Linked DNA regions of Homo sapiens: region 2 is linked to region 1. The links are chromatin contacts, found by Hi-C or POLR2A ChIA-PET in ENCODE. All regions are on one chromosome and are shown on one strand. Each heading gives the region's core, a stretch centred on a gene start or an enhancer-like site at or near the end of the contact. The rest is flanking DNA. Distances are from core to core; before and after follow the strand shown. Region 1 has its middle 3.8 kb from the start of LINC03066. Region 2 has its middle 40 kb from the start of DUSP22.

The links. A loop is a pair of places that touch in the nucleus more often than their neighbours do. ChIA-PET counts read pairs that join two places held with the same protein, here RNA polymerase II (POLR2A). Pooled maps may share reads with other maps.
Region 2: a pooled map shows a loop between it and region 1 (5-fold over the local background). The contact joins two enhancer-like sites. A Hi-C loop is called at or near these places in 2 of 37 single-sample maps with no recorded cell type and 8 of 50 pooled maps. POLR2A ChIA-PET finds 5 or more read pairs at or near these places in 10 of 52 experiments (CD4-positive, alpha-beta T cell, CD8-positive, alpha-beta memory T cell, GM12878 and 6 more).

Annotation. Positions count from the first base shown.
Region 1 is chr6:207,626-210,880 of GRCh38, reverse strand. No RefSeq gene overlaps it. Among named protein-coding and RNA genes, the nearest start is that of LINC03066, 3.8 kb to the right of the region's middle. RefSeq lists enhancers at 610-809, 1,621-1,670. Within about 2 kb of position 1,305, at least 2 of the 41 ENCODE cell types and tissues checked have a DNase peak (open chromatin) inside an H3K27ac peak, as active enhancers do; they include GM12878, where a contact is called at or near this core.
Region 2 is chr6:250,794-253,842 of GRCh38, reverse strand. No RefSeq gene overlaps it. Among named protein-coding and RNA genes, the nearest start is that of DUSP22, 40 kb to the left of the region's middle. RefSeq lists an enhancer at 1,650-1,719. Within about 2 kb of position 1,767, at least 2 of the 41 ENCODE cell types and tissues checked have a DNase peak (open chromatin) inside an H3K27ac peak, as active enhancers do; they include GM12878, where a contact is called at or near this core.

The DNA.
Region 1 (3,255 bases), core at 56-2,555:
TGGCCTCCGCGTGGTGTGAAGGTGAGCATGGCCATGCAAGTGCTGCAACAGCAACAAATCCTGTGTCACTGCATTATTAAATAGTACTCATTTTCACTAACGGAGGAAAGAGGAACACACTGGTTAATTCCCTATGTTGTGTTCCAGGGAGCTGGGCACAGCTGGCATCATATCATCAGGAGACTCTCCACACATTCCAGGCACTTAGAGAAATGGGAAACGGCGCAGGGTGGGTGGAGAAAAGGAGAAACGAACATGTTCAAAGGATCCGCTCACTTTTCTATATCGCTAACAGGTCAAGCCATTTGTTTGAGCAGAGGCATTTTGGGGTCTATGATAAGCAGAGTGAGGGCCCGAGTTGAAGACAGTGGGAGACTGAGGGAGGAGAGGAAGGGCATCTTAAGGCAGGGGGCCCCCGGGCCAGGGCCCCCCAGGGAAAGCCTGGGCAGTGTGTGACTCGGCCTCTGAGCCGTCCACTGCGAGAGCCTCTCAGCTGAATCCTTGATATTTTGCAACACACGTAATATCATGGCCAATGGTCTGAGGGTGTGGGATTCACTCAAGCTGGGGGTGACTTCCACATTTGGGTGTGTGTAGAGGATGAGGACAGACTGGGAGCCAAGACCCCAGGAAGTCTGTCATGCAGGGAGCACAGGTGTGGGCACCTCGGCCCCTGAGGGTCCCTCCCGACATCTGGAGTATAAGGAACCCAGCATGAAACAAACCTCAGGAACCAGGGAGACCTTGGCCGCACTTGGGCCTTCAATACATGAATGTGGAAGAGCCTCGTACCATTCAATTATTACTCACATGAAGCAACTGCTGCGCTGTCGTTGCTGTTTTTGCTTGTACCTGTCCCGCCCCTCCCCCAGCAAAGTCAGTTAGAAGCAGACGCTGCTCAGTAACCAGTGGTACTTTCATTATTGATGGCTTGGTTTCATGCTATCTGTGATCTCCTTCCCTTTCTCTTTTTACTGATCTCACCGGTATTTGAAAATTGGTACACGATGTAGCTGACTACACCGTAGTCAATTTTTTGATTTCCCCATCCACCAAGAAACGCTCCCTTACGGGTCAAAAAGCAATTCCCCGGCTCTCTTCCCTTTTCCTGCGCACCGGCAGGCAGCCTTTCCTGCTGGTCCCAGTGCTTCTCGGAGGGCACCATCACGCGCCGCCCTGGCCTCGCCCACGCAGGGCTCTGGAACGGCCCTGTGGCTGAGGCCAAGGGCACCCCTCCAATGCCCACTGCCCTGCTGATATCCCCGACACCGCCCACCTCTCCACCTTCCACGCTGCTCCGCCCTCCTCCGCCACACACACTCCAAACCTGCAGTATTCTGAGAAACGCTGATTCACGTGTCAATGGGGGGTATAGGAAGAGAGATGAAGATAGTCAAGTTTCCATTCTCAAAATTCTCAAAATTCAAAGGAAAACACCATTGAGGTAGCTTATGATTATTGGCACCTTACAGACTGGGAAACTGAGGCTCCTTCTGCCAAGGACGAGGGGCAGGAGGAACCAAAGGTCTGCAGAGAAGACAGAAAGCTGCCAGCGCCTCTCCAGGGCCTTGATGGGGAGCTGGTGCTCGGCCCCAGCAGCCCTGGGGCAATCTCTAAAGCAGAGAAAGAGAGGTGCTTCATGAAGAGGTCTTGGGCTTTCTTTAGAATTCAGCCCTTCCCCTTTCTTCTTCCTAGGGGACTCCCAGCATAGTTTACCCTGGGAGCCCTGACTGTGTTGCAACGGGCTCAGGGTAGAGACCCGGTGACATGGAACCAGCCAGGCAGCAACCTATGCCTGCAAGTGAGTGTGGAGAAGAAGGAGGTGCAGGATCTGCCGCAAGGAGGGGCGCTCAGCATCAGTCTTGTGAAGTCATCAGTGTGCTCCGCTGTCCATGTAGCAGCAGTTACACCAGCCAAAGAGAGAAACAAAGTCAGGGCATGTGTACGTGCCCCGGTGCCCTTTTGGTTTCCGTTAGGCACCTTGCTCAATTTCCTGATAAACAAAACAGAGCCATCTGTGACTCTTCCAGCACACCTCCACTTTTAGGGAATTTTTAGGGATTTTAGGTCCCAGAGAGGAGAAACAGAACAGGGGAAGAAGTGCCCGATCGGTGTTAGGGGCCATGGTTCGAGGTCCTGCTTGTGTGACCTTCAGCAAGTTACCTTCCCTGTTTGCTTCCATTTCCACACCTGTGCAACAGGGCTGCGCTCTGTCTGAGAGACTAGAGGGTCACGTCGGATCATGAATAGCGTTTGGAACTGCTAAACACGCATTCAGTAATCTCATTTGTCAAGGATGGGAGCTCAGACCACAGGGCCTGTCTGAGACACAGCTGGGAAGTTTTTTTCTAGTTTCCCTTTTCTGAAAATCTGCTCCCACTCGGTGGTTTCTCCTGCCTACCACTGGCACCCAGCGTCTGGATATGTTGCCTACTGCACTGCCTACCAAGAACGCGTCAACGTTATCCCCATGTTGTGTGAGAGCAGGAAAAGAGGGTCTCCATCTTCGAGCTGAAGAGTCTTTCCCAGAGTGGATGTGCAGCCACCACCTGCCCAGGGGGTATTTTCCCAGAGCATCATTTCTACTCTACAAAGAATTTTAAATTTTGTGGGGTTTATTTTGTTTGTTTGTTTGTTTGTTTTTTGAGATGAAGTCTTGTTCTGTTGCCCAGGCTGGAGTGCAGTGGTGTGATCTCGGCTCACTGCAACCTCCGCCTACTGGGTTCAAGTGATTCTCCTGCCTCAGCCTCCCGAGTAGCTGGGATTAAAAGCATGGGCCATCAGGCCTGGCTAATTTTTGTATTTTCAGTAGAGACGGGGTTTCACCATGTTGCCCAGGCTGGTCTCGAACTCCTGGCCTCAGGTGATCTGCCTACCTTAGCCTCACAAAGTGCTGAGATTACAAGCATGAGCCACTGCACCTGGCCAAATTTTGTTTTTATATTTAAAAATACCTGGACATATGGCCAGGAGCAGTGGCTCATGCCTGTAATCCCAGCACTTTGGGATGCTGAGGCGGGTAGATCATTTGAGGTCAGGAGTTCAAGACCAGCCTGGGCAACATGGTGAAACCCCATCTCTACTGAAAATACAAAAATTAGCTGACTGTGATGGTGGGTGCCTGTAATCTCAGGTACTCAGGAGGCTGAGGCAGGAGAATCACTTAATCCGGGAGGTGGAGGTTGCAGTGAGCCAAAATCATGCCACTGCGTGATCTGTCCAGCCTGAGCGACAGAACAAAACTCTGTCTAAAAA
Region 2 (3,049 bases), core at 518-3,017, 42 kb before region 1:
CGAGTCAGGTGGGGCGAAGCAGGGACAGAAGGTCGCAAAGGAGCAGAAAATCTGAGTTAAATTGTCATTGTCCGGCAGGGCATGGTGGCTCACGTGTGTAATCCCAGCACTTTGGGAGGCTGAGGTGGGGGGATCACCTGACGTCAGGAGTTCGAGATCAGCCTGGCCAACATGATGAAATCCTGTCTCTACTAAAAACACAAAAATTAGCCGGGTGTGATGGCGCATGCCTGTAATCCCAGCTACTCAGGAGGCTGAGGCAGGAGAATTGCTTGAGCCTGGGAGGCAGAGGTTGCAGTGAGCCGAGGTCATGCCACTGCCCTCCAGCCTGGGCGACAGAGTGAGACTGTGTCTCAAAAAAAAAAAAAATTCATAGTCCTGGCTTATGGATCAGTGGTGATGGGTGGTGGGTCCGTGGGTGTTTTTTTTGTATTATTAGAAATAAATAAATGAGTAAATTAATAGAAAAGGGCCGTGCATGGGCCAGTGGGGAAGTGTGTGGTGAAGCAAGAATTATGAGTCATCTGATTCTGTGCAACCGAGGCCCATGAATGAAACAGTAAAATAAAGCGTAATTAAGGTGCCAACATAATTTCCTCTCCAACTAGAAAATAAACACTTCATGGCATCCCTAAGAGTTTTGGATTTATTATGATTTTACCTGTTGAGATAAATAATCTGTCACTGTAGGTAGAAATTGAAAGTCTCTTTGGTCTGTTTAATATCTGTGTTAAGCTGTCATACATGCATGTCAGCTGTAATTTATAGAATAATAGAAACAATAATGCCTGGCTTACCATTCTAGAATAAGACACTCTACGCTGACCTTGGGTTTCCTGTGTATGGCTTACAAGATCAGACTGACATGCTAAAATTTGTTTTCGTTTCAGTTATGAAATAATTAAGGACAGGCTTTTTCAGGTCCTTCAGTGTTGTTTAAATGAATGAGAAGGTATGTTTCTTTGACTTTCTGAAACAGGGTTTAAGAAGCATGCAAAACTTAGAAGGAAAACAAGAACAAACTGACTAAGGAAGCATTTTGAATGAGTTCGGGTGCAGTGAAATCCTTCGGTGGGCAACTATTAGATCATTTCTGTGCAATCAAATCTTCTAGACTGAATAAAGATAAGCCAGCTTCATCTTAGAGAAAAAGAAACTTTTTGATATATGAGATAATCACAATGCAGAGGTAGATGAGGGAGAGTTTAAGGGGACGGTTTGCAGAAAAGGCTGTCGAATCCCTAAAAATAACAAGGCACTGCCACAGTCATTGGAAAACTCAAATCCTGAGGTGAGGTAATACTAGGAAAATGCTAAGTTCACTAAAATAGTTTTTTCCGCTGCAGTTTAAACACAAGTTTAGAGAGTATTTTTGTTGCTGATGGTGGTTGGTTTTGTTTTTTAAAGTATATTAAAGAAAAAATAATTCATCTCCTTCTAATAACAACAAAATTGAGACCTCTGTTGCAAGGATGAAATGATGGATTATCTCCTCTCTTTATCAAATCATCACTCTGGAATTAATATAAGAATCATAATCTTATTTACCTAGCTCTGTGTGAAAGTGGTCATCTATCAATATATGTGACATTTCATTCAGTAAGAAAGGAAAGAAACTTGCAACCAACTTTCAGGGAAGAAATAACATTTCCTCTGAACAATTCTAAGGAGGAAGGCAAAGTAGAGTTTCATGTTCTCAATTCTGCTGAAGATATGAATCATCACACCTTTGCTAGCAGTTACATGTCATAAGGGCTTTGAGATGCCAAGTGAGTCAAGCCCATTTGTGACATTTGATAGGCCTACTTTTTATCCATGTGGCACTACAGAATGGATTCAAATCTCACTAGAACAATCTTTCTCTTTCTCTCGCTCAGTCTTTTTCTTCTGTGTTTTTCTAGAGTCGAGAAGTTTTAAAGAGGAGGGGCTAGGAGACCAAACATATCAAAAGAAGCCATGGGGGAGCAAAATCCAAAGGAATCTGTCGCATGTAAAGAGATAATATTTTTGCTTTCTTGTTTTTCCTATAGTTGCTGTCAAGGAGATGAGCCCAAGTAATAAGGAGGATAGGTAGATGACAGGGATGGGGAGAAACTTCAAATTAACATTTTTATTTTAACATGTGTATACCAGACACAAACTATTGAAGCCGAGAGAGGGGTAAATAAGAAATACGAATAGACATGTAGCAGGTAAGGAGATTGAATTGGTAATTAAAAACTTCCTACCAAAAAGCTCAGACTCACATGGCTTCATTGGTGAATTCTATCAAATGCAGAATTAGCAACAATCTCTCATAAACTTTTTTTTTTTTCCTTAGACGGAGTTTCGCTCTTGTTGCCCAGGCTGGAGTGCAGTGGTGTGATCTCGGCTCACTGCAACCTCCACCTCCCGGGTTCAAGCAATTCTCCTGCCTCAGCCTCCTGAGTAGCTGGGATTACAGGCATGTGCCACCACACCTGGCTAATTTTGTATTTTTAGTAGAGATGGGGTTTCTCCATGTTGGTCAGGCTGGTCTCGAACTCTCAACCTCAAGCGATCCGCCTGCCTCAGCCTCCCAAAGTGCTGGGATTACAAGCATGAGCCACCACGCCCGGACCCTCTCATAAACTCTTAAAAAGAGAAGAGGAGGAAACACTTTTCACCTTATTCTATGTCGCCAGTATTACCCTGATACCAAAACCAGTCAAAGATATCATAAGAAAAGTACAAACCAATATCCCTTATACATATCAATACAAACATCCTCAACAAAACACAAACTGAATCCAATGAGATTCATCCAAAGAAGATAAGGATGCTTTAACTTTGAAAAATCAGTCAATGTAATGCACTGTATTAATAGCATGACAACAAAACCACATAGTCATCTGAAGAGATGGGAAAAAAAGCATTTTACAAAATTTAACAATCTTTCATAATACAAACACACAAAAACTAAGAATAGAAGGGAACTTCCTCCACCTGATCAAGGGAATCTACAAACAAACCACACCTAACATTACACATGTGGTAAAAGACAGAATGTTTTTGCCCTAAGGAAGTCCAC